2 separate regions of the Mus musculus genome follow, and region 2 is linked to region 1. Evidence: chromatin loops called from intact Hi-C (ENCODE). Cell type or tissue: left cerebral cortex. All regions are shown on one strand. Links, peaks and the distances in the headings refer to the core of each region. The heading gives the core; the rest is flanking DNA. Region 1 overlaps Tspan5 (tetraspanin 5). Region 2 overlaps Tspan5 (tetraspanin 5).

What was found. A loop is a pair of places that touch in the nucleus more often than their neighbours do. Peaks named below come from ENCODE experiments on the same cell type or tissue, not always from the same donor. Only the 100,000 strongest peaks of a DNase experiment are listed, where the experiment ranks them.
Region 2: it touches region 1 in a loop (2.0-fold over the local background); 4 of 42 quality-filtered maps call a loop at or near these places.

The regions. Positions count from the first base shown.
Region 1 is chr3:138,796,834-138,805,381 of GRCm38, reverse strand. All of the region lies in intron 1 of Tspan5 (tetraspanin 5), which reads right to left. Among named protein-coding and RNA genes, the nearest start is that of Tspan5, 59 kb to the right of the region's middle. In left cerebral cortex, for the core only: no CTCF peak of the experiment used is centred there; DNase peaks (open chromatin) are centred at 2,474, 3,031, 4,179, 7,823 and 3 more places; H3K4me3 peaks cover 477 bases; H3K27ac peaks cover 4,938 bases.
Region 2 is chr3:138,855,658-138,864,205 of GRCm38, reverse strand. The region is part of intron 1 of Tspan5 (tetraspanin 5); the gene reads right to left. Among named protein-coding and RNA genes, the nearest start is that of Tspan5, 120 kb to the right of the region's middle. In left cerebral cortex, for the core only: CTCF peaks have their summits at 1,915 and 4,298; DNase peaks (open chromatin) are centred at 3,006, 4,228, 4,833, 5,758 and 1 more place; H3K27ac peaks cover 5,468 bases.

The DNA of each region.
Region 1 (8,548 bases), core at 418-8,417:
CATTCAGAAAGAAATTCTACACAGTCCCCACTACTACACCAAACATTTGCCTCAACGGCACAACTGGAACACTGTGCTGAGTTTAAAACTTACCGCTTTCCTCAAAACTCTTTCTAAGTTTCTGTACTTCCCTTGGGCTAACACGTTCCATATACATTTTTAAGAAGAAAACATATAAAAGTCAGTGTGTTTCCTCATGTCGTAGGTAGATCACTATAGAAAAGCAAAGTGAGAGGAACTTCACAAAACTAAAACCAAAAAGACAAAACAGTTACCAAGAGGACCGATCAGGCTTTGGATGGGAAGGCATGTTTTTGACAATTTCCGTGCACAGCATCCTTTTATTGCCAGGAACAAGGGACTGAAAACGTGAGGCCAGGTTGCTCTGTTTCTTCACCAAGCAAGCAAGCTGACTGCTACTTGACTTCCAGACAATAATATTCTCAGACACCTCCCTCCCTCGGCCTTGACAGCATCTGAGTCGGGAATGGTGAATTCTACAGAAGATTCTGAATGCCCTTGTGTGACTCATGTCACCTCTGGATGCCAGGCTCCTCACTCGTGGAGCAAAGGACTTTCAGAACCATGGAAGTGTCCTCATTCCATCCAGATGTGAAGGCAAAGTCCTCCGCTGAGAAGATGGGCCGCTAGAGCTCACTGGCTACCAACCAAATCGTATCTTTAAAGAACTTCAGCTGAGTATTCTACAAATGTTACCAGAAGAACACATCTCTCCCTTTCCTTCCCCACCCTGTTCTCCTAACCCCTGAAGATATTTTAGAAAAAAAAAATCTATAACCTTTCCCCTGTTCCTCTGCTTTTCCTGTGGGGAGAAAAACAAAAATACAAAATACAAAATACAAAAAAAAAAAAAAAAAAAAAAAAAAAAAAAACAAAAAACCAGACAGCTAGCCTTATGTAATTTCTAAGCTGGGGCACTGTTTCCAAGGTAACAAGTTTTTCAAAAAAAAAGCAGAGATAGGTGTAGGACACTGACTATGTAGATGAACGGGTGACCCTCTAGTTATTTCATAAGCAGGCAAGAAGGCAGATAAGCTCTTCTTCACTTACACCAGGAGGAAGCTGAGGCTTTTACAACACTTGCCAATGATCCTCCAGAGGAGGCTGCTGCGACAGTTAATCCAGAGAGAAGCGGCTTCTATAGTCTCCAGGGTCTACACAGACTACGTGGAAAGGGGCTCTTCAGCACAGGGTCTAACTATAGATGCTCTTTCTACAGCTCCCTCATAGCCACAAGCAATGGCACTCCACACTCCCCTGCCAGTTCACCACACACCAAGTAGCAGCAACCCTTTCCAATCTTCCCATGGACCACCTGCATGCCTAGGCAACACAGTGCCCCGTCGGAGGAGCGACTTTGGCTTCCAAATGAAGATGGGGAGCCAAGGAGGTAGTGCTCCCCCCTCCCCCACCCTATAGACAAAGGCAAGGAACTGAACCCCCTGGCAGCTGGAAGGGGGCACGGCCACCAGCCAAGGGTGAGGGGGCAGAGGGATAGCAGTTCTTCCTGTAGCGGATGTCCTGCCGTGGCTAGCACCCAGAGCACACCACTGTGTGCCAAGGGGCTGCTCCCAAGCCGTCCTCCAAGAAACGTGAAGAAGCCAGAGAAGGGAAAACGTGGTCCAGTCGTGACATGGCAGACACAAAACCAAATGGAGCCGAGGATGCTGGGAAGGAGGTGGTATGCAGTGGGCACCAAGAATTCAATTATAGAGACTGTCTGGCACAAGCCAGTCAAATCTCCTGTGGCTACAGAATAATCTAGGAGCACCCAGACTCCATGATTTCTAAAGGTCTGGGGTACAAACAAAGACCTATTTGTGTTCTCCTGGATATCCACACTGCCAATTTGTCTCTCACCTTCTAAATAAACCTAATTACTCAGTCTCTTCTTAAGCTGTCTGCCTTTTCCTTGGCTCCAGGAAAGCAAGCACATACTGCTATACTCACATGTGAGTGAATCCTGACCAGGAACTCTGCAGTACGCAGGACAGGTACAGTACAGAAGCACCCCGGTGCTCTGACATGGGCCATAAGCTTTCTAGTCCTCTGCAGTGTCCTCCCGCAGGTGATCCTATGCTCATACGGTGGGGATCCGATGCAAGGCCTCAAGGCATGCAGCACCACCGCCATGCCCTCACCACGCCCTTTGCCAGCCATCCTGTCTTGTCCTGTCGCTCAGCCTGCTCCTGCCTACTCTGCAGACTGGTTAGTCTATCTCAGTCCTTTGAGAGACCCTTTATTTTCCTGTTTTGTGAAACCAGTATGTCTCAAAAAGTTAAAAAGGAATTAACTTCCTCGTGGGCCCACAGGATGAAAGAGGTAAAGAGGCGTTCTGTCTCCTAAGACTTTGCTGAGCCTTTTTAAAAAAAAACGAGCCAAATGCGCCAATGTCACACGACTGCAGAGGATCACAGGAATCTGTCCCTGCCATATGTCTCGCCGAGCAAAGAAAGGGCAGCGTTGGTGTTAACTTCAATTTTCCAAAAATGCTACAGCCCCGCGCTTCACTCTCCAAGCCTGTCATTTCTTAAGACGAACCTTGGGGTTGCCGGCTGCCAACTTTCACAGACTCCCTTCTCCTGCCTCTTGCTTTGAATATGTTTAATATAGTCTCTTCTCTCTTTCCACGGGCCTCCCATTTATTTCTGTTTACTGATATGAAAAATCTTACATATTTCCTATCCTTCCCAGTACTCGGAAATAAAGAACAGAGCAGATTAAACAAAGGAGAAGTGGAAAGCAAATAAAATCCAGTTATGCTTAGATTCAGTCCCCTGAGGCATCTTGATGTGCCCTAAAGGGCTTCAAGGAGGGAAGCCACGGCTTTACCTTGGTACATGGGCCCCTAAAAGATGCAAATACTGTCTCTCTAATATGAGCTCTCAGATAAGGTCACTGAGTGTGTCATCAGTCACAGTTTACACTCGTGGAGAGCTTTGTTTTCTAAAGATGTCTTCATGTCTGTCACGTGCCATACCATTCTTCGGGTGAGAAGATAGATTACAAACTGTAGACGGTGCCTAGAAAGTACCGTGACATTGTTCCCGTGGGAAAGCAGATCCAGGACAGGTAGAGTGATGTAAGAAGGCAGCGCTGTTGAGACTAGAGTCACACCCCAGGACCCTCTCAATGTTCCCAACATAGGAAGAGAGTTTCCCAGGATCGACACGGGCTGCAACCCAGACCCAAGTCATCTTTAGCACCAGACAGCTGTACACCAGAACACCAAGTTCCCGCATAGCAAGCAGAGCCAGCAAGCTGGAATAAACACACCTCACTCGCTTCACTGTATTTTAGGGTCAACTAGGCTCCTGGAAGTAAGCTCAATCCTGCTCCCAATGCGGCTGAGCCCCCAAAGGTGGGTGCTTACAGGCAGGGTCACCGCCTCAGCACAGAGGCCGGAAACACTCTGGCTTTCTTTCACTTATGGCTCTGACGATGGCTCTACCAGACAAAGGAAGAGAAAGCATCATTACCAGACAACTTAATTCCCTATAAACACCAATTTTCTGTAATTGGCCAGGGGGTGAGGGGTGTCTTTCTTGCTCCTTGGCAGGATTTCTTCGCATTTGCTGGATAATTGTTTCCTTTCTCCCACTGCCTAGATCTGCACCCAGGGACCAGGCTGCTGGCCACTTATAGGGCACCAGAAATAAGTCCGAAGCTGGAACACCAATAATACAATTAAGCTTTTAAAAAATACTTATCATGATCCCCCAAAATTTCATCACTTTGTGATAAGTATAGATAGGAGTTTTCTTATTTGTAGAGCAGAACAAAATACAGTGCATGTCTCATCAGATGGGACAATATTGCTTGCTACCGATGTGTGGAGGGGATATCACTGTGGGAGCCCCCCCCCCACCTTCTACTCACCCCCCACGCCTTTCCTACCGACCTGCCAAGTTATTTCAATAGCACATCAAGCTCCATTTCCACAGTCAAATCTCCTCCCTGTGTCTGCAATCACAGGTAATGAGCCTCCAGTGAGCGCATTTACTCGGAGCCTGGCAGCCATGGTCTGTGATTCTAGTCACATGCCTGTGTATTAAACTGACGTGCAGAGCAAACCAGGAAATGAAGGGACACTGTCCCCATCTCAAAAAGGCTGTGCTGCTAACAAAGCAGCACCTGTGACTGCAAATTATTCTGGCCTTGTTCCCTCCGCGTCCCCTGGATTTATAAAATGAACAGGGCGTTACCAGACATCACAAGGCGTTACCAGGCAGTCGGCTCGGCTCCACGGCAGCTGGTCCAAAGCCAGCTTCCCAACAGAGAAGGGTTTACAAAGGCCTACCACACTCCCTCATCACATCTAATGTTCTAGACATCCCTCTGCAGTGATTACTTGCCCTCTGGCTGTGACAAAGTACCTGATAAAGCAACTTAAGGAAGGGGGCCCTTATTTTGGCTCACAGATACTGGGTGATGTCCATTCTATCAGAGAGTCACAGCGGCAGAAGCCCGAGGCAGCTGGCCTGGTTGCATCTGCTGTCAGGAAGCATAAAGAGACTTGCTCCCTCTCAGTTCACGGTCTCCTTTTTATTGACTGTTAGGTGGGTCTTCCCATCTTAGTAAACCTCACCCAGAAAACCCCTCACAGACACACCCAGAGATTTGTCGCCTAGGCGACCGTAAACCTCATGGAAGTTGACATGGCTAAGTATCACACCCTGTGAAATGGCATTCTCAACTCAGAGCTGAGTTCCTCAAGCTCACAAAATAAGCTATCTCCCCAAAAACAGAGGGTTCCTCAGGGCCCTGATGGGCAGAACACCCAAGCCTCCTGACCTACACCACATCCCCAAGAGGGCCCGGGCTCCATCAGCCCAGATGTCAGCACTGAGGGGGTTAAAGGTGATCGTCAAGAAGCTGGGCCAGAACTGCCTGTTCTTTCTGATCTGCTTTTTCTAGGAAAAGGGCAAGTCCAGGCCACCAACCGTAGGGTAGACCACATACAGCCTGGCCCTAGACCCGAACACACTATCACACCCCAGTCCCCTCCCCTCAAAAACTCAATAGCCCACTTTAATGCACACTCAGTCCTAAGCATGCAAAAGACTGGTACCTTCAGAAACATAATTACCTTTTATTATTTTAGATTTGTTGTGACGACAGATCACTGTGAAATTTTGAGGTCTTAGACCATGAGTTTAAGTAGCTGACTCCACAGGACCTGGAGGAGGAGGAGCGAGGGGGCGGGGGGGGGGAGGATAAAGAATAGGCGCTACCACACGGGACACAGGTGGGTGACACCAGATTTCCAAACCCAAAGTGCTTATCAAGTAGCAATTTGCTCCCACACTTCACTACCCTCGCTCTGGGCAGGCAGGCACCCGCATTCTGTCCTACCCAGTTTCTGCCATGCACAGTATGCTTTCTCTTCATTGGGTCTGCCTGCAAAGGACCGGGAGCCCATGTTCTAAGTTCAAAGGCAGAAGGGACGGGAACTGCAGGCTGATTTAACATAAAAGAATCAGGACAACAGGAAAGGACAAAGGAGTATGCCAAAAACAGAGCTCTCTTCTGCTGTTATTTATACTTTTGAAACAATGTAAGTATGAAGCTTGCCAAAGAGGTACAGGAAAATCCTGGGAAAACATGCACTTTAAAATGGTCTCCAAAGCCCTCTGAAAATAATAGAATCCAGAAGTTTGTTTAGAGAGAATTAAAATGGAGTGATAGCCTGAGCATATGAACAGTTCCCCGTTTTGCACAGATTATAATCTAAAACGTCACTTTTACATGCTTTGAAACTTGAACTCCTTCCTACCGATAAAAAAAGCTATAATTGATAACAAAATTTATAAGGAGTTGCCTTACATTTAAACATGAGCCTTTAAAAAAATACTTTGATATACAACTCACTTAAAATCCACTCCTGTTGCATGTAGAGTTAAGTGTGTTGACAAGTGTATACAACCATTCAACCATCTCTACAGTCAAGGTCAGTACACGATTGCCACAAAGTTCCCTTGTTGACCCCTACATGCTGAGCCCCAGACATTCATCCATCTGCTTTGTATAAGCACAGACTACTTTTGTCTGCACTGGAGTATCATCTAATTGGATGTACACAATGCTTCTGCGTGTCCATGCATGCTGCTATATACATTCAGAATTCCACTCCTTTTCTGTGGCTGAGTAGTATTCCACCATTCACCACGCGAGGGATGCTTGGATCAATTACAGGTTTTTGTGATATTATAAATAATGCTTTTATTTATATTCACAAATGTGTTTCTTCCGATACGCATTTTAAATGATTTGGAGTAATTCCTCCATGCTTTTCAGAAGCTAATGTACTACTCCATACTGTGATTAATGTAATAATTAAAGGCTGACCTACAAGTGTCCTTTAGCCTACAGAGTACCTGATATTCTCAACACTAGTGGGATAAGGGAATGAGTTTATGGTACAGGAGACACTGAGAAAAGCTCCTTATCCATTTTGGCTGTGTCAAGGTTTCTTGTTGACAAAGCTCTACTCATACCTCTCTCCTTTCCCTGGTCTCTGTAAATGCCTGATACACAATGCTCGCACCAGCCCAACCTTACCCAGATAAAAAGTCCCAGAATGTGGCCATTTGGTGTCCCAATCCCAAAACCACATTCTTCATGTTGTCTACCCTGCCCCAAATCAAAACACCTTCCCCTGCTAAACTGCTTGCACGGATTGGGAAGGCCATCTGACCAGAGGGTACCCTATGCAAAGAACTGGTGTCCCCTCACCAACAGTGGCCCTGAGTTTTCAAGACAGGTGCCACTGATGTTCCACATGGATGCTCTTCTTCCAGATGAAGTGACAGGCGACACACAGCGACATATGGGTGCCTTGAAATCGCAGGAGGTGGGGATGCTTGTTGCAGGGTAACTCAGGTCAGTTCAGGGTGGGAAGTTCACTGGATTTACAGGCTAGACCTGCCTCATCATAGCCTCTGCCTCCTCCCTCCATTAATGCTTCTTTAGTTTCTTTCCTCCTTCTGCACCTCAGAACTCACAGGTTTTTATACCATCTCGTGGTCGTTTGCACCACGGTAGTAACAGCAGGATGCCATGCATAAACTACAGGTTGTCATCTACACCAAGACTGTTCCGTGCTACCTTCCAGTTCCTCCACACTGCACTCTACCTAGCTCTTTGTCTAGCATCCTCACTCCTAGGACTAAATATACACAGCTTGCTGCAGACGCTCCTCAGTGCCGCATCTTCAATACCACAGAGGTCCACGGTGTGGCTGAAGGAGATTCACCGTGGACCTCTAGGAAAAACCCCGTTTCAGAAGCTCAAGCCACGGAGCGGCCAGAGAGACAACTCTGTGCTTTAAAGCATTAGCTGTTCTTCCAGAGGACCCAGGCTCAGTTCCCAGCACTGGCATTCTTAATGTACTACTCCATTCCCGGCCCCAGAGTCTGTAACTCTGGTTTCAGGGGATCTGATATCTCTATCAGCACAGACACAGACGCAGGCAAAACACCCATACATAGAAAGAAGAAAATTTAAACTTTAAACTACTTCAAAAGGAAGAAATTCTGGTACCAAGGCAAGTATGCCGTCAATAGATCTGAACTCTAGCCCTGTTGTTGCTTAGCCATCTCACACCAGGGTGAGGAACAGAAACAAAGTCAGAGCTCTGAACTAACCCACTGGGTTTTTCGTCTTCTGCTATCTCAACCCCAGTGTAAATCTTCTGGCTTGTGCAAATTAAAAGTGTCTGTGCGGCAATGAACTGACGTGACGTTCACAAGCCATGCTGGGTGGTGTCAGCAGGTAGGCGGCCAGGCAGTGGGATGGCTCTTCAGGGAAGTGCTTGCATCACCTGCCCCACAATTCTGACTTCATCCCCACCCATGCACCTCCCCTTGAACCCACTAATGGCTCTGCAACAGGCCGTGGGATCCAGCCCCCAGAGCATGGCAAAGCCAGCCACACAACCCCCACCCAGCCATGCACTCTCTGAGGAGGCCCAATCCCAGAAGGAACTTAAAAGCCAGTTACTTTCCTGACCACCCACAATTACTTAGGTCATTTTGAGCTGCCACTCTGTCTGCTACTTCTTGTCCCTGCCTGATGCTCACCTGGAGAGGTGTGAAAACACATTGAGTCTGGATTAAAAAGGGGGAGGTGACAGACAGACAGATAGACAGACAGAACACTAGGTAGATGAATGGATAGATAGATGGATGGATGGATGGATGGATGGATGGATGGATGGGTGGGTGAGTGGGTAGATAGATATGTACACACACACACACACACACACACACACACACACACACGTCATCATTGAGCCTTACATTGAGGCCTTGCTCTTTTGTCAAAAAGCCATGGTGGAATATCATCCAGAAAGTCTGAGATTTACTTCTGGGAACCTTCCCAGTCCTAATCCCCCAAGCTTTGGCTATGTTTCATCTTGGTACCAAACAACACAACAGGGTTATTTCTATGAGTTCTTGAGCTTTCTAAAGGCTTAGAAGGATGAATGTTTGGTGATGCTGAGCAGACTCACACACAGAATGCTGTT
Region 2 (8,548 bases), core at 249-8,248, 59 kb before region 1:
GTCGCTATTTTCATTTCTGGTTTTGGTACTAGGGCCAGTTCTGGGCCTCTTAAACAGCTAAGCAGGTGTCTATCACTAAGCTATACTCTCAGCCCCAAGATACTAAATTTTTAAATTATCATACATTTATACAATGATCTGTATCCATGAGGAACCTCCCTCTTTCTCCCACAGGCTCCCCAAACATATGTCCCCCTCATCTCCACGTCCTCTCTCTTTCTTTCACTAACAATTACCTCAGTGAGTCCAGTTAGTGCTGTATGCCTGAGGATGGGCCACATTCCCAAAGACAAACTGACTCCTCCTAAGCCAACAGCCCTCAGGTAGGGGTGGATCATCATGAGCCCCTTCCCCACCCCTCCCCTCCCCCCTGCTGTAATTATAAGACTGGCACGATCTTGTGTACGTGTTAAGCAGATAACCACTGCTGCCACTGGGACTGAAGAGATGGCTCATTGGTTAAGAGCACTGACTACTCTTTCAGAGGTCCTGAGTTCAATTCCCAGCAACCACGTGGTGGCTCACAACCATCTCTAATGGGATCTGATGCCCTCTTCTAGTGTGTCTGAAGACAGCTACAGTGTACTCATATACATAAAATGAATAAATAATTCAAAAATAAATAAAACATTCTCTCAAAAAAAATAAGAATCTTTTTTTGTTTGTTTGTTTTGTTTTTGATTTTCAAGACAGGGTTTCTCTGTATAACCCTGGCTGTCCTGGAACTCAGAAATCCACCTGCCTCTGCCTCCCAAGTGCTGGAATTAAAGGTGTGCACCACCACCGCCTGACTAAAAATAAGAATTTTTACTGACCATCGCTTAATACAAAAAGATCAAGACTGAGAGTAACACTAACCTAGTGGAATAAAAACACATATTTACAAGAAAACCTGGTAACATGTCCGTTTCCCAGAACAACAGGAGCACGTTGCCTCCAAGGACCTGCGACCATGTCAGCCACTGGCCTTTGACAAGCCATGACTTCTGGCTGGCACGTTTTCCCTCTAAGGTTGGTACTGCAGCATGCAGGGCTCACCACTGGGTAAGCTCATGGATGCCTTTTCCTCCCAGCAGCCCAGCTAGTACTTTGGTCACTATGAAAGCCAAGCATTAATGAGTAAAGACGATTCCAGGTCAGTTCCAGTTTGGTTTCTGAGTCCTGCAAGCAAAGTCATCTCCAGCAAGAAGGTCCTACTAAGGACACTTGTTGTTTTGAGACATATCTCACCAGGTCTCATCTCCTGGTTGGCCTGGAACTTGCTTTGCAGACTTAGGCTGGCCTTAAATTCACAAAGGTTTATCTGCCTCTACCTCCCAAGTACTGGAACTAAAGGCATGTGCCACCATGTCTGGCCCCATTCCAAAACCAGTACTAACAGTGTGGTAGCCAGTGATCACCTGGTAGGCAACAAGCTCATACTGAGGTGCAAAGGCAAGCGCTTGTTCCATGCGCACCAGCCAGGTTCCGAGAGCTAGGAGGAATGAAAAGGATATAGGCCATTCCATTAGCTGGTGCTTCGTTATTTATTCTGCTTTGAAATGTTAAGATTTTATTTGGCAAATTTCAACTTATAATTAATTTTATCTTTTTTTAAAGCATAACTCCTGGAAAATATAAGCCTGCATTAAATTGCATCTGTGCAGAATAATGTTCACCTGAAGTATCCCACAGCAATTCCATGCAGTAGATAGATACTTGACATCACTCTTATTTAACAGATAGCAGAATACATTTAGAAACAATGTTTCTCCCAGCACTGCACAGGCCTGTGCTTGAGTTGTGTCACTCAGGGAATAGGTACTACTGAATATTCCCTTTTAAAAGATTTTTTTAAAATATTTTACTTATTTTTATGTGTGTGGGCATTTTGCTTGCAGTGCCCATACAAGCCAGAAGAGATCATCCAATCCTCTGGAACTGAGTTATAGATATATACTGCCACATGGATGTATACATGGCAACTGAACCCACGTCCTCTGGAAGAGCAGCCAGAGCTCCTAACCACTGAGCCATCTCTCCAGCCCCTCTTAACCACTGAGCCATCTCTCCAGCCCTGCATATTACCCTTACTAAAATGCTTGGAACCGGACGGAGTATTTCATATTTCAGAGTTTACTGAATTGGGGTATATTTGCATAGACTTTGCTGGTTACTACAGTTAAACAGCTTTAGCATGAAAATCCAAAACCTTTCAGCCATTAGAGCGGTACTTACAAACCTATGGTTTTTCAGATTGAGCATGCTCATCCTGTGTGTCCCCTAATGTCTAAAACGCCCTCTCTATATAGACCAGCTCACAGTGGAAACACTGGGAAGTGCTTGCCCTAATACTCTAAGTTGCTCCTCTGATGTCTAGGCATCCAAGGTGCATTCTTCTGCCAGAACTGAGAATGGCCCCATGGGAACCAAGAGTGGTACAGTGACGGAAGCTAGACCTGGATTCCAGAGCCAGCACAACTGATGCTTTGGCAAAACTGGAAAGGAAAATAGTCTCGGGTGTCACAGGGTGATTCCAGAAGGATGCATCTGCCCCACTGTCAAGTGGAAAAGCTCTTCTTCCATATCCAGTTATTTTCATCCTGGCAGACTCCATTGTTTTGGACTGGAACAGTGTCCCATCCCAACTGGCACGAAATGGACACTTCAAAAAGCCACCTTTCCAGTATTCCAAGTCGCTTTGAGTCCCAACTTTATACTTGACCTTACACGTCTCAAGATAAAAGGAGATAAGAAAAAACAGACATAGCTCTTACAGTTCAGAGGACTTTCAGGTCACGAAAGAATAAAACTGCCCCGTGGTAAGGAGAGAATTACAAGTCACCAAATCTGTGTGGCTAACAACAGCAGATGGGAGGGGCTGGCATGCAATCAGAGACGCAAGTGTGGCACGGCACTTTTGGACCTTGTAAGGCGCCCATTCATCACCCTGGTGACAGGAGGATTCTCAGGGACCATCTGTGAGACTGAGTGGTGGGTGGGAGTGGGTGGGACAGGCTGGCACTGAGGAGAAGAATCACCATGTGGGTTGCAGACGTCTGGATCCACAGGGATCCAAAGGAAGATGAGGGAGGAGCAGGCAGGAGCTGATCGTGTCCAGGATATGGAGGAAACGTGGGCAGAACTGAGAACTACTGAGAAGTGTTTTCCGGTAATGACAGGATGGAGGTGTGAAGGGTAATTGGTCTTATACCTGGAAACTATGGCCCTTCAACATTCCAATGTGGGTCTGGGTTGCTGCTCAGTGGTTAGTGCTTTCCAAGCACACACTGGGCCCCGTCTTCAACTTCCCAGTACAGGGGAAATAAAACCTACTGCTCTGCAGACAGAATCGACTTCTGGGTGCTGTTCTCAGGGCTGGCTGGACCTAGCAGAAATTCTGAAGGATGTTTTTCTTGTTTGAGTATTTGGCTGCTAACTGAATTCTCTGGGAAGCAAATCTCACGTTTTGTATTTTTGAAAACTAAATTATTTTACCATCATCATATATTTCTGTCACCTCTGCTACTTGTATTCCTAAAAAGAAGCAATTACATACCAGGGCCCAGCCATCCAAGTTCTTAAGCGGCTTCTAAACGAGCACTCCTTACTCCTGTTTGCTTAAGATGTAGCAATTTCACCTGCGATCTGTCCAGACTGAAACAAAGTTCCCGACCAGCACTGCAGGAAGCCGAGCCTCACCAACAGCCTCACCAACAGCGGACTAACGTTCTGAGAATGTAAACCTCCGCTGGAACAGGCAGGCGAGGCGCACCTACCGCCTTCCCTGGACAGACCAATGAGCCAGCAGAGAAGCTCACTTGTTCTCACTCTCCTTTTTTCTGAGCCAACACTGCAGCTCTGGCAGATGGGTAGCCAGCTTATACAGGTATCCTATGTACAGCCACTAATACAACACCTGTCTTGGTAGGGTGGGGAGTTATTTCAGGAGAAAAAAAGTCCCTGAGTACAATTCCTGCCAAAGTATGAGCTGGCAGAAAATTCAACCAACAGAGAATCAATCCTACTCTTGCCACTGGGCTCTGATGTCCCAGTTTACAACTGTCCAGAATGGTCTTGATAAGATGGCATGACAGACAAAACTCGACTCTGTAAACAGGACAATTCCCATGGAGGCCAGGGCCAATGTCTCTCCCTTTACATAGTCACAAGGCCATCTAATTGTGGCCCCAGTACATATTGCCTAGGGACCTCTAGCCCTGGTGCTGCACAGTACCATAATACAACTCGGGAAAGGCAGAGCCTGCTGGGCAACTACAACCGGCAATGCAGCCACTGGAGGGCTTCGGACAAGTCAGGGAACTGAGCGGACAAGTGCCTGCTTTGTAGCACTGACACGCTAGCAGGGCAGCGCAAGGAAAGACAAGCAATAGAAAGTCACAGATGAGCGGGCTGCTCAGGGCTGCTGCCAGGGAGGAGGGCAGAGTGAGGAGAGAAAGCCAAGTGGAAGGCAACTGCAGGTACTGCAGAGTGACTAGAGCAAACCCACGAGAGGGACAGGGATTAGTATCTGATGACTCCATTAGTTAAGAGTTTGCTGCTGTTACAGAGGACTAGACATGGGGTCTGAGTACCCCCTGTTGGGCAGCTCACAACCACTAGTTCAAGCCCCACTAGTTCAGGGGATTAAACATCCTCTTTGGAGCATACACACAGAGAGACACATAAATAAAAACAAAATAAATATTAAGGGGAAAAAAATACATGTTCATTGGGCACCATGAAGGAAGGAAGAGCTGACTGGCGGATGTCCGAACAGCACCCTAGCCGAAGCCAGACATCTGGACTGAGGCCCCGGACAGATGGCGACAAAGCGGGACACAAAGTGCCAGGAACGGAGAAGCACAGCTCAGAGGCTCACAGTAGCCAGGCTGTGTCAGGCTGCACAGGCCACTGAGAAGACTACACTGTGTCCTCAGATGGGGCAGGAATCCCTGAAGGGTTCTTTGGCTTCCCAGAGCCTGCAGGCCTTGCCTGATCTAACCAATGACTGATGTTACTAACTGCTGCAAACTGTGGGGTCCACGAAACCACATGAAAGCCAACTGTAAGCAAGGAGTCTGTGCAGATTATTCCCTGCCCCCCATCGCTCCTCAGACATTACCCTGCCTGCTCCCCAACTCCTCCCACAGTGGCCACCTTAACAGGCAGCTCCCCTTTCAGAGTCAGAAAAGCCCTGGTAGAAGATGAACTCAGGCCCCCTTGTCCTCAGAGCTTCCCTGCCATACCAGGTATGGCCTTGTCCTGCCTACATGTGTACACAGGACTGGAAAGAATGACAACACCTCACGTCAGACAGTAGGACAGTCAGGGCCTATACTAATCACTGAGCACGTGCATGGATAAAGCAAAGGTGACGGACGGCCCCTGAGTGCTGTTTAATTCTCCTTCTTCTGTCACCGGCTTGAGCATCCTTCCAGAACTGTGCTCCAAATAGTTATATATTTAAGAGACACTAACGGACTCTAGTTTGAGATCTATTCTGCTCCTTTACATGAATGGCTATAAAATACCTACACCCACAGTTTTAGGGGATCCACATAATTCTCATGCTGCATGAGCAAAACATTCAGAGAAGCCTACAACCACAGTGCTGGGGGCTTCCTCTGACTTGTACGAAGCTGTGATCTCTTTTCAGGGCAGCTCAATGAAAACCCCAGATGTTCTAAACTGTTGGGCCAGCTGTTGTGACCGGGCACGAGAGGCAAGAATACTTAATTCAGTCTCCACCATCCACCTGAAGGGCTAGTCCTCTGCTTGTTTATGGGATTGCGGACACAGACTGCTGGGGCTCGAAGCCAAGAACAGGATCTGGAGCAGTCCATCACACAGAGCCTGGGAAAGGAAAAAGGGGCCAGGAGGGGGACTTCTTTGGAACTGCGTAGCACCAAGAGCCCGCAGTATCTTCCCAGAGACGATGAAAGGGCTTTTCCCTTTGAATGCACACTGTTCCAGGAGAAGGCCTTAAAGAAATGCCCACAGTCTGAGGCAGTCTGGTCTAGAGAGCTCTTTGTTAGAACTTGGACCTTGACATTTTGAGCAAGAGCTTGTAATCTGAGATGGGGAGGGGGACGGCTACGCAAGCAATAAAATCCATATTCTTGGAAATTACCCAGGCAATGCAAGCATATAAAAAAGGAACATGAGGGATTAGCTATCCACTTCTGGATAGAAACGTGGAAGTTGCAAGCTTACAGCTCACTAATCTTTGCTTGTCTTACAGTTAAAAAAATAAATAAATAAAATTTAAAAAAGGCTTGCCCTGATGGGCTGCTCTATTGCTTACCCCTCCCCCAGCCATTAGACAAAGCCAAGGCTGAAAACACACCAGAGGGGCGCACTGAAGGCTGAAATGGACTGGAAGTATGTCAGACTACAGGCGTAAAAAGTCAGTTATCTGTAGGCAAGCATGAACCTCTGTGGGAAGAGGCTCTCACTGTTTGAGTTAAGCAGCAAGATGCAGAGCACTCACCAACTCGGTCTAGAAGTTTAGTACTCTTAGATGCACAGCTTTTGTACTCAAAGATCTTGTTAACTTAAAAGCAAAATACCACAGACATGTTTTAAGAGCTAAAACAAACAAACAAATAGTTAACACAAATACAATTCAAAATAGGATTTTTCTTTGTAATGGTGGAAGAAGGATTAAATCATACAACATGTTTCATATGTTCAGGACTGAGCAGGCACGGAGCTAGGTGCCAGGGATAGAAAGGAGAATGAGAAAGCCGGGCAGGGGTGGCACACACCTTTAATTCCAGCACTTAGAGGCAGGGGCAGATGAATCTCTGAGTTCCAGGCCAACCTGGTCTACAATGCCAGTTCCAGAACAGCCAAGGCTATACAGGGAAACCCTGTCTTGAATGCCATCCTCCTTGCCCGCCCCTCCCCCAAAAGGGAAAAAAACAACAACAGATGATGTCTTTTATTAGAGAGCTAATGGGGGCACATAAATAAAATCACAACTTAGGTGCAGGGAATGGAGTCTTCCTGGAGGCATAGACAAGTTGCCATAGAAACAGAGGCATTGGGGTGGGGGTGCTGACAGAGGAAACTTCCTAGGAAGCAACATTCTAGCTGTGTTTGAAAGGGGAGACAAAGGGAGCCTCACTCCTGCACAGGCAACAGTAGATGCAGAAGGATCAAAGTGTGGCATGGTGGGTCCCTTGAGGGGTCTGCAAGTATGCGTGCGTGCGACAAGGCTCAGGCCAGCAGTGGTCCTCACAGGATGGCTCTGCACCAGGGGACTTATCAGAAATGCACCATCTCAGGCATCCCTCATCCCGCCCCATGAAAACTGGCTGAAGGCAGCCAGCTCTCTCCGTAACCTGCCTGCACAGTCACCGAGATGCGTGGCTTTTTTAAAGAAAAAGGTTGGTTTTTATTTTATGTGAATGAGTGCTTTGCCTACAGGTACGAGCGTGTCATATGTGTGCCTTGTGTCCAGAAAGGACAGAAGGAGGCACCTAGAACTGGGTTACAAGGTACTAGGAAGATACTGGAAAGCAAACCTGAGTCTTCTGTAAGAACAAGAGGTGCTGTTAACAGCTGAGCCATCTCTTCAATCCCAGGCAGGTGATGTTTTAAGCTTGAGAACCTAGAGGCCAGAGGGTTAAGCTAGGGCATGGTTAGCACACCATGTGTGGTGTGTACACCCAGGGACCACCAAGCCATGGGAGACCAAGTGAGAGCTCCAAGCAGGACGGGGGGGGGGGGGGGCTAGGTTTGCAGCTTGGACAACTTATTCACTACAGTACAGAGAACAAAGGGAAAGAGGCCAAGCTGTTAGTAGTTAGGCTAGCTGGGAGGCCATTGCAGCCATCCTGGTGAGAAAGACACCAGCCAAAGCGGGAAGGAGCAGGAAAATCTGCGCGAAGACTATGAGAAGCCATAAGGCCAGAGGACTTTGTGACAACAAGCAGAAGGGTGAACGGTGACAGCTATGGACCCTTAGGTAAATGGGCCTAGGTTTGTCGGTGGTGAAGGGGATTGAGACAGAGTTCCACGTCACCATACTCATGGTCTGGAGACTCTTTCCATGGGCCTCAAGTTTGGCTTCAAGGCAGAAAAGAATTTCAGGACTATCAGTTCATAAAGTAAAATTGGATTATTTTAAAATGGGCTCTAAAATAAAGATTAAAAGAAAGGGGGGAGCTCACAGGAAAATAAGACAGACCCAAGTGCATGACTGGGATTCATTAAGAGTCACAAAGGAAGAAAAATATATGTGTGTGTGTGTGTGTGTGTGTGTGTGTGTGTGTGTGCTGAGCTTTTCAAGGGAAAGTCACAATTGTCTTGATATCAGCCATATATACCATTTTGGTGGCTCTCAAATTACATCTCAAAAGACTGCTAAGAAGATGCCTTCTTCTCCCTTCATTCTTTTGACATGTGAGATTATAGGGAGGCTCTGGAGATGCCTTGGCTGGGTTATAATATGATAACCCAGAAGTTACTAGGGTTACACAAGGGTAGTAAGTTAGTATCCGTCCTTTCCCTGTAAACGGGGTTCCTGGGGAAATTCCTAGCAAACTGTAGGTTTATAGCT